2 separate regions of the Homo sapiens genome follow, and region 1 is linked to region 2. A link is an interaction called in ENCODE POLR2A ChIA-PET data of the cell type or tissue named here. Cell type or tissue: CD4-positive, alpha-beta T cell. All regions are shown on one strand. Each heading gives the region's core, and the rest is flanking DNA. Links, peaks and the distances in the headings are about the cores only. Region 1 overlaps ZFYVE9 (zinc finger FYVE-type containing 9). Region 2 overlaps OSBPL9 (oxysterol binding protein like 9).

Region 1 (5,388 bases), core at 224-5,223, 570 kb before region 2:
TGCAAAACTTACCTGGCTTTAGCATTTATTCATTAAATTAGGCACAGGAATTCTGAAATGCTAAGATACTTTCAAAACATGGAAATTTAGCTAAATATTTTCAGTTAAAGTTATGACATTTGAGAAGGTGAGCAACTTGTAAAGAAAGGCAGGGGGAAAAAAGTCTTCTCATCGTAATTCCCTTGTTTTGTCTCAATAACTATGAAATCAACCTGTTTTAATACTTACCATTCATTAGCACTGAATGGCAGATTACACACACTCTAGCTTCCTTTCTGTCCATGTATAACAGTTTACATTTCAGGCTACAGCAGGAAGCACAGAAAACCTGTGGGGGGGGGGGGGGGAAGAACACACAAAATTTACTTGGGATTGCCATGCAAAGAGAGTGAACCAATATTGACAAACACTGATTGTCAGTGAACCTTATTAAACTACAATACTAAAGTTTCAAAGAAAATGTAGTTCAGGAAGTTGGGTAATTCAAAAGCAAGAGTGAGATTACAAGTCTGTCAACAATAAAGAAATGGGAAACATTGGCTGAAAATAAAAATCTTAACTAAGATCACGTGGCAAATATACAGCAGTGGGGAAAAAACCACCTGAATTACCCCTAGGCAAGATTTCTATGCACACAATCACCTAACATGGGTGTTGAAAGATAGTTACATGTGCTATTTCCGTTTGGAAAGGAATTATAGCAGGATGAAATAAACAAAGATTGGAATTTCTGTGTTTTAACTTCTGTTTGTTACTATCCTTATATGTGGAATAATAACTATACCAGCTGTTTTCACTGTTTTTGCTATGAAGGCCAAGGGTCAATATATACAACTCAATCATAAACAAACGCACTGCTTTAGCTACAGGAAATCACAGCAGGCAATCAAAATCTGCCATGCCAATTTCCACCTTCTGGGCTTGGTTCCTGGTAATCTCACTTCCTTCTCCCCTCTACACCAGGCAACAACAATCTCCTTTGTTCCTGTTAAGATTTCTTTTCTTTTTTTTTTTTTTTTTTTGAGACACAATTTGACTCTGTGGCCCAGGCTGGAGTGCAGTGGTGCGATCTTGGTTCACTGCTGCAACCTCCACCTCCTGGGTTCAAGTGATTCTTCTGCCTGAGCCTCCTGAGTAGCTGGGACTTCAGGTGTAAGCCACCACGCCTGGCTAATTTTTTTTTGTATTATTAGAAGAGACGGGGTTTCACCATGTTGGCCAGGCTAGTCTCAAACTCCTGAACTCAAGTGATCCACCCACCTCGGCCTCCCAAAGTGCTGGGATTACAGGCGTGAGCCACCACACCCGGCCAGATTTATTTTCTTGAGAACTCATCAGTCATTTACCACATAGAGCCTTACAGTGGCAAAAGCCTGTTCCCAGTAGGATAAATTCTACTTCTTCAGTTTTTACAGCCAAGAAGCATCCTATACTTTACAAAGTTGAACCAAGAGATGAGGGGTCATATTAAAGTCTAAGTTAAGCTCGATATCTCCCATCCTTCTATGTATAATTAATATCTAGTTACTATGACTGTTATCAGTTTACAATTTTTATAGGGCTTGACATTCTTAAATGTGATATAGGGAGATATCCCTGTGATACAGGGAGAACAAAGGGTATACATATTATCCTTATTTTCTATCAGAAGAAACTGAGTTTAGATGGTTAAATGACTTCCTCAAGTTCACAGCAAACTATATGACTACTAGGCACTTTACATGTGTTACATTTAACCTCAAAAATTCCATGAAGACACTCATTTACAATTAGCAGTTAGGTAAACAGATGAATGTTCCAAAACTCCTATGTTGAAATCTTAACCCCAAAAGAGATGGTATTAGGTAGTGGGGCATATGGGATTAGTGCCCTATAAAAGAAGCCTGAGGGAGACTCCTCACCCTTCTGCCCTGTGAAGTTAGAGTGAGAACACAGCTGTCTATAAGTAAGCAGGCCCTCGCCAGATACCAAATCTACCGTTGCCTTGATCTTGGACTTACCAGGCTCCAGACTGTAACAAATCTCTGTTATTTATAAGCCATCTAGTCTATGGTATTTTGTTATAGCAGCCCGAATGGACTAAGACATTAAGTAAAATTACCAGGGTCATACAGCTAGTAAATTACATGATTAATCTGTATGACTGCAATGGCTCTATAGTTAACTACTCTGTAATACTACTTCATACTAAATTACATATTTCATTTAAATTTTGAGTCTTGACTTTTCCTTCTCCCTCGCCATGACCACATCCAGTCAGTCATTAAGTCCTGTTAGTTTTCCTCTGAAATTGTTCTTCCAAAATCACATCTTCTCCTATCTCTAACATTGCTGCCTCTGTTCAGGCTGTTATTATCTGAGGACTAAACGATCATGATGATAACCTAACTGTTCTCCTAATCTTCACATCTGCCTTTCCAATTAATCTTCCAAACAAAGACTGAACTTTCTAAAAAATAAATCTAATAATGTTAAATTTCTTAAAATCCTTCAATAACCTTTCTAATAAAGAGACAAAACCAAGAATCCATCATTCACTCATTTATTCCACAAATATATGAACTCTTACTATGTACTGGGCACCAAGCTACCCAATGGGGATGTGGCAGAAAACAAAACGGACATGGTCCTTGCCTTCATGCAATGCAATTTAGTGCAAGGGTTTCAGGTTATAACCTAAAATCAAATAATAACACAAGGCTGGGCATAGAGGAGTACACCTATTGTCCCAGCTACATGGGAGGCTGAGGCAGGAAGATGGCTTGAAGCCAGGAGTTTGAAGACACACTACACTATGACTGCACCTGTGAATGGCCACTGCACTCCTGTCTGGGTAACACAGCAAAACCCTGTCTCAAAAAAAAAAAAAAAAAAGAAAGAAAGAAAAAGAAAAACCATACAAGTGAATATAAATCACGTGTTTCAAAAGTGGTAAATGGTGAAATAAGATCATGTAATCTAGGCTCTAGCCTAGATTGGCAAGGTCAGGGAAGATTTAGGAAATGACAAGACATCAAATCTGAAGGATGGGTAAGAGTTTTCTGTGAACAAAGAGGTGCCAAGAAGAGACAGTAATAGTAGAGGAAATAGTATGTACACAGTTCCTATTAGGGGAAGAAGCATGGACCCACCAAATAACTAAAAAAAGTTAATATGGCTTGAGGCCCCAAGAGTTAAGGGATGCATGGAATATGCTGAGGCCAGACCAAGCAAAGGCTCTGTAGGATCTGTTTTGACCTTTTTAATAGAGCAATGGGAAAGCCCTTAAGCATTTTTTTTTCTTTGAGCTAGAGTCTTGCTCTGTCGCCCAGGCTGGAGTGCAATGGTGTGATCTCAGCTCATTGCAACCTCCGCCTCTAGGGTTCAAGCCATTCTCCTGCCTCAGCCTCCCAAGTAGCTGGGATTACAGGTGTGTGCCACCATGCCCAGCTAATTTTTGTATTTTTAGTAGAGATGGGGTTTCACCAGGTTGGTCAGGCTGGTCTTGAACTCCTGACCTCAGGTGATCTGCCCGGCTCAGCCTCCCAAAGTGCTGGGATTACAGATGTGAACTACCGTGCCCAGCCCCCACTTAAGCATTTTAATCAAAGAGAAAGACATGATCAGATCTGTATGGGCACAGTGTAGGGAGAAAAAAAAGGAAGAGAATAAGAATGGATTTGGGAAACCTTAATGAGCTACTACAATTATTACAAAAAAATTAATTTATGATAAAAACATGAGCTTCAATAACCAACAAATACCTCCAAGGAAATAAGGCAAAGAACTCACATTGGTAAATACACAGAAAAAATAAATAAAATGGCCAACAGATATAGTAAATACCACACATGACAAAATAAAACAATGAGTTTTATAGTATGTTTTTACTATGAGACTAGCAAAGATTTTTTTTTTAAACACTGATAATATCTAACGGTGGTGAGGGTATAGCTCTTAGATTCTGCTGGTAGTAATATACGCTGGTAGGTTAATTTGACAATATCTTTTAAAATTGGAAGTGTTTATTCAGTATGACTCAGCACACAGTTTTAAAATTTTACACTACTGAAAACATCCACATGTGCAAAGAGATCTACACAAGAATTATCTCCATATTGTTTATAATAAAAGTTGTAAACAACCCAAGTGTTCATCAGTAGTGTAACAGCTAATTAAACTGCAGTATACCCATAAAATGGAATCCCGTTCCCATAAAAAGAATGAAATAGTTCTGTATGTACCGATTGACATGGAAAAGAAAAATATAGTCAAGTTGGAGGATGAGATTGGAATGGAAGTAGGGCCTTTTTCTTTTTTATTTTTAGACACAGTCTTGCTGTGTCGCCCAGGCTGGAGTGCAGTGGCACCATTTCAGCTCACTGCAACCTCTTCCTCCCAGGTTCAAGCGATTCTGGTGCTTCAGCCTCCTGAACAGCTGGGATTACAGGTGTGCACCACCATGCCCAGCGATTTTTTTTTTTTTTTTTTTTTTTAGTAGAGACAGGGTTTCGCCATGTTGGCCAGGCTGGTCTCGAACTTCTGACCTCAAGTGATCTGCCCGCCTGGGCCTCCCAAAGTGCTGGGATTACAGGCATGAGCCACCACAGCTGGCTATCTTTTCTCTCCTTTTACTTTATATAATTTTTTAAATGTTGTATTGGGATATTTTTATTTTATTTTGATTAGTTTTTTCTGTACTTTTTAAATTAGAAAAAAATTTAAAAAAATTAGTTGCTTTTATGGGTTGAACTGTATCCCCCACAAATACTTAAGCTGAAGTCTTAACTCCTAACACCTTAGAATGTGACCTTATTTGAAGATAGGGTCTCTACAGAGGTAATCAAAATGAAGTGATTAGGGTAGTCTCCTAATCCAACATGACTGATACCCTTATAAAAGAGGCAAATATGGACACAGGTATACATACAAGAACACCACCATATGAACATGAAGATGTCGATCTACAAACCAAGGAGAGAGACATGGAAGAGATCTTTTCCGTACAGCCCCCAGGAGGAACCAACCCTGCTATCACCTTAATTTCAGACTTCTAATAACTGTGAGATAATAAATTTCTGCTTAAGCTGCCCAATTTGTGGTATTTTGCTAACTGTAGCAAACTAATATAGTTGGGAACATTCAGAAGTAGTGAGTTAGGCTTTGGGACAATAATCTCAAATAATGATTTTTGAATAAAAAACAAAGTATCTTAAAAAAAAAAAAGCAAGCAAGGGAGCAGCAAATGGAGTAAACACAGAAGAACCCAAGAATACCCATCTTTCTCAATATCCCACAGGCCGAAGAACAGTATAGAGAGATCCTTTACGTTTCCAATGAGATTAGAGGAAAGCACAGGAGTTAGCTAGAAAAGTAGATGACTCTTCAACGCCAGACTATGACGTAGTG
Region 2 (5,388 bases), core at 329-5,328:
GAGCCATCACACTCAGGCTGATCCATATTTTCTTAATTTTCAGAGCCTGACATTTTCTTAGCAACTAATTGGTAGTCATAATTATAGGACAAGTGATAATTTGTCACCTTTTCAGATGCTATCTTCTCAATGAACTCTTCTAAACAGCATAGACTAAAACCTGGCCCCCTAACCGAGCATTCTCAATTCCCATTATCCTGCACTATCTTTTTCTTTTCTCTATTGTACTTATCCCTTCTAACATATACAGTCATGGACTGCAATGACATTTAGTCAAAGACAGACTGCAGGCGGGGTGCAGTGGCTCACTCCTGTAATCCCATCACTTTGGGAGGGTAAGGTAGGAGGATTGCTAAGCCCAGGAGATCAAGGCTGCAGTGAGCCATGATCATGCCACTGTACTCCAGCCTGAGTGACATAGCAAGAACCTGGAAAAAAAAAAAAAAAGAAGAAAGAAAGGAAGGGAGGGAGGGAGGGCAAGGAAGGAAGGAAGGAAGGAGAGAGAGAAAGGAAAAGGAAGAAAAGGAGGGAGGGAGGGATTGCATATATGACAGTGGTCCTGTAAGATTGTAATTCCTATCACCTAGTGACATAGCCACCCTGATGCTGTCCTAACTTTGCAGGGCGTTTGTGGCAATGCTGGTGTAAACAAATCTACTGCTCTGCCAGTCATAAAAAAGTATGGCATGTACAGACATGTATGGTTATAATGCTTGATAATGATAATAAATGACAATGTGACTGGTTTATGTATTTACTATACTATACTTTTTAACATTATTTTACTTTATACTTATTTATTTCAGACGAGGTCTTACTCTGTTGCCCAGGTTAGAGTGCAGTGGCACAATCAGAGCTCACTGCAGCAGCCCTGACCTCCCAGGCTCAAGCGATTCTCTCACCTCAGCCTTCTTAGTAGCTGAGAATACAAGGTGCATGCTACCACGCCTGGCTAATATTTAAAAATTATTTGTAGACACAGGGTCTCGCTATGTTGCCCAGGCTGATCTCAAACTCGTGGACTCAAGCAATCCTCCTGCCTGGCCTCCCAAAGTGCTGGGATTGTAAGTGTGAGCCACTGCACTCAGCCTTTTTATCTTTATTTTAGAGTGTATGCCTTCTATTTATTTATTTTTTAAAGCTGTAAAACAGCCTCAGGCAGGTCCTTCAGGAGGTATTCCAGAAGAAGGTATTGTTATCATAGGAGATGATAGCTCTATGCCTGTTATTGCCCCTGAAAACCTTCCAGCGGGACAAGATGTGGAGGCAGAAGACAGTGATATTAAAGTTCCTGACCCTGTGTAGGCCTAGGATCATGTGTGTGTTTGTATCTTCATTTAAAAAAAAACAAACTTTAAAACATAAAAAAAAATCTTAAATAGAAAAAAGCTTAGAGAATAAGGATATAAAGAAAATATTTTTATAACTATACAATATGTTTGTGTTTTAAGCTAAGTATTATTACAAAAGAGACATGAAGTTAAAAAAATTAAAAAGCTTATCCAGTAAAAAAAGTTACAGCAAGCTAATGGCTGGGTGCGGTGGCTCAAGCCTGTAATCCCAGCACTTTGGGAGGCCGAGGCAGGTGGATCACAAGGTCAGGCGTTCGAGACCAGCCTTAGGTGTACATTAGGCTAGTGAAACCCCGTGTCTACTAAAAATACAAAAACTAGCCGGGCATGGTGGCGCTCGCCTGTAATCCCAGTTACTCAAGAGGCTGAGGCAGGAGAATCGCTTGAACCCAGGAGTCAGAGGTTGCAGTGAGCCGAGATCATGCCACCACACTCCAGCCTGGGCGACAGAGTGAGACTCCATCTCAAAAAAAAAAAAAAAAAAAAAAAAGTTACAGCAAGCTAAGGTTAGTTTATTATTGAAGAAAGAAAAAATTTTTAAATAAATCTAGTGTAACCTAAGTGTACAGTGTTTATAAAATCTACAGTGGTACACAGTAATGTCCAAGGCCTTCACATTCACTCACCACTCACTTACTGACTCACCCAGAGCAACTTCCAATCCTGCAAGCTCCGTTCATGGTAAGTGCCCTATACAGGCATACCATTTTTTATCTTTTATGCTATATTTTTACTGTATCTTTTCTATGTTTAAATACACAGATACTTATCATTGTGTTACAACTATCTACAGTATTTACTTCAGTAATACTCTACAGGCTTGTAGCCTAGGAACAATAGGCTATCTCATGTAGCTTAGGTGTACATTAGGCTATCCCATCTAGGTTTGTGTAAGTACACACTGTGATGTTGGCACAATGATGAAACTGTCTAATGACGCATTTCCCAGAACCGATCACCATCATTAAGCAACACATGATTGTATACTTATTCATGTTTATTTCTCCCTCCTGCTTCTGAAATATAAGCTCTACAAAGGCAGGGATCTTTATCTGTTTTATATATTGATGTATCCCAAGCCCCTAGAATAATGCCACCCATATAGGTGCTCAATAAATATTTGCTGAATGAGGAATGATGATCCACTAATTTATTATTCAGTGCAGGGTTCCATTATTATATTTAGAGACTAAAATTAGATTTCCTAAGAAATCTTTATTTTTGCTTAATGATCCTTTTAAAGCTGCCACAATTGGATCTTTCAACAATTTATGAATAGTTTTAGCTGAAGTCTCCAAAACTGTCAGATAAAATGCAGGCAAATATTTACACAAGTGTTCCTCCCCCACAACTTCCACTTCGACAATATGAGGCAATGCTGTGAGTCTCTGGAACAAAGTCAGCACTGTAGTGGGCAACCAGGTATCAGTGATTCACTCAAAGCAGACAATGAAAACCAAATGTAGATTAATGGGTTCTTTTCAGTTCATTCTAAAATCACATGCTTCTTAGTTAAATTATTACTAGTCAATGGAAAGCCTCACCAAATTTATCTGTAAATATATCCTAAAAAATGTAGCTCCTACAGTAAATATTTCCTATTTTAACTCTAGGCTTCAGAGAAGGCCTAATCTTAGGTCATTATTTCTTAATTTTGAAATCTAGAAAAATCAGGATTTGAGTTTTTAATCTTTAAGATACATTAATATAATACCGAAAGGACTACAAAAATGTTAGAAATAGGATGGTTTTAGAGAATTCACTCAAATGTCAATAAGGAGGTTGCTTTGGCAGAAAAGAATCCAGAAAAAGGGAGAACAGGAAGCTTAAAAAGCTATAGAAAGAATGAACCTGGGTCATGTCATTGACAGGAGATAAAGAAAAGATGGAATCCAATGGACATGGTAACTCATCAGATACAGAGAGGAATGTAGGGAATGTAGACTTAGGGAAACAGAAGGCTTCAAATTTGGCTAATTGGGTAAATGAAGTGCTGTTTTATAACATAGAGAAAACAGGAAGAAAATCAGATTAGGAGGTGGTAGGTTACCAAAATTTTATTTGGGGCTGGAAGAGTCTCAGACTCAACTAATCCTGAAATTTGGTAAACTTGACCTCTGCAAGAATCTTATTAAAAGAGGTTTTATTGAATATTAACCTTCCTTCTCCAGGGAAAGCCAAAATGTAAAATATATCTTTAACATATTCTGGGGAAGAAAAGAGAAAGAAGAATGACAGGAGGTAATTAGAAGAAGCTAAAGCTAAATCTCAATTCATGAGGGAAAATATAGAACTTCAAAAATACCTGCCCATTGATTACCAAGGCTAAGAGTTTCAGAAAGGAAGAATATTACACATCATTCAACTTTTGAGTAAGTCAATGAAAGGAAAGAAAGAAAAAAAAATGCCTGTTAGAAAATTCAGGAAAGAAACTAAAGCAAGGCCAAAAATATAAATCTATAGGAAAAAAGAATTTGCTACTGAATTCTTTTGTTGGCTTCCAAGGCAAGCAAAGCCAAAACAGATGTGGCCTAACAGAGTAACAGAACCACATTATAAGAAATTACCATGACTGATTTATGTTACTATAAATAAAATGTTTAGAGAATTTTCTGAAAACAGATGTTATTCCTTACACATTGCAGGTAAGGAAGCCCTTTAGACTTAAAAAGAATATGCAAATATTTCTTCAGGGTATAAGGTAGAGTGAAGGTATTTCTGCATTATAATCTTATAATATTCCTGGTAAACAACCTTTCTGAAGGCTTCACTCTTTGCCCTCAGTAGCTTTCCAAGGACTTCTGCTCAGGGCAAAGAACTAGCAGTAAGCTACTTCCTCCCTTCTCTATATTTAGCATAAGCTGTTAATATAATATCTTCACCTTTCTTTCAGAGAGCATATAGTCCTAGACCAAGGCTGCAATATAAACTCAGACATAATCCAAGTACACTCCACAAGCTTTAACTCCATCTCATAAAACACAATCTATATATAGTAAAATGTCACTGATTCAGCCCTCCCTACATTTAGGACTTACAATGATTTATACCAAATCACTATGCTTAAATCAAATTCATTAAGTACAAAATGTAAAAACTTTTTTAAAATTCTTTTAAAAAATTTTTTTAGTTTATTTTTATTTTTTAGAGACAGGATCTTGCTCTGTTGCCCAGGCTGGTGTGCACTGACACAATCATAGCTCACAGCAGCCTCGAACTCCTAGATTCAAGTGATCCTCCCACCTCAGCCTCCCAAGTAGCTAGGATTATAGATGCATAACACCATGCCCTGGTAATTTCAAAAGGATCTCGCCTCTTTGCTTAGGCTGGTCTTGAACTCCTGGGCTTGAGCAATCCTCCTGACTCAAACTCCCATAGTATTGAGATTACAGGCATAGGCTACCATGCCTGGCCCAAGAAATTCTTGATGACATGCCAAAAAATATATATTAGACAACAATGTTAAACTTAGTTCTAGTTTCTATATATAAAGCTAGAAAAGGTATTTCTTTTCAGATAGGCTATGGCTCAGATTCACTTCTCTCTACCATGAACCAACCTGTCCACATTGCTAAAATTCAACTGCACATTGCATTTATGGCATTACCCTGATTTATCTCATTAGTTGAAAATGTAAATTCCTCAAAAGTTTTGTAAGCTACCTAAAAACTCCCACAGAGAGAACATGGTCAAGCGTCAATTTTTATACTTCGAATAGTCATGTTCCATTCATAGTCCATCCATTGACAATCAGGATGTACCCTGTGTAAGTAAAAGCAACCACCGTTACTGCCTTGGTTCAAACCTTCACCATCTCTCACCAGAGCCTCTGCAGTAAGCTCCACACTAGGCTCCTTGTCTCCAATCTCACTTCTCTTCACTCTGGTTCCTAGTGTTCCCTCTGAGCCACAAATGTGACGAGGAGGCTTCCCTGACTAAAATTGCCCTTTCCTAATTTACAGAAAAGGTGTTTTAACCTATCATTCTGGTGTATGAGATCTTTGATGATCTATCTAGTTCCAGCTCAACTCAAGCC

Evidence for each region. ChIA-PET counts read pairs that join two places held together with the same protein. Peaks named below come from ENCODE experiments on the same cell type or tissue, not always from the same donor. Only the 100,000 strongest peaks of a DNase experiment are listed, where the experiment ranks them.
Region 1: POLR2A ChIA-PET joins it to region 2 with 8 read pairs; 2 of 35 experiments call an interaction of 5 or more read pairs at or near these places.

The regions. Positions count from the first base shown.
Region 1 is chr1:52,258,713-52,264,100 of GRCh38, reverse strand. ZFYVE9 (zinc finger FYVE-type containing 9) reads right to left here. Exons shown (of 19, transcript NM_004799.4): 5 at 229-328. Among named protein-coding and RNA genes, the nearest start is that of CC2D1B, 100 kb to the left of the region's middle. In CD4-positive, alpha-beta T cell, for the core only: no CTCF peak of the experiment used is centred there; no DNase peak of the experiment used is centred there.
Region 2 is chr1:51,687,728-51,693,115 of GRCh38, reverse strand. The region is part of intron 3 of OSBPL9 (oxysterol binding protein like 9); the gene reads right to left. Among named protein-coding and RNA genes, the nearest start is that of OSBPL9, 73 kb to the right of the region's middle. In CD4-positive, alpha-beta T cell, for the core only: no CTCF peak of the experiment used is centred there; a DNase peak (open chromatin) is centred at 2,265.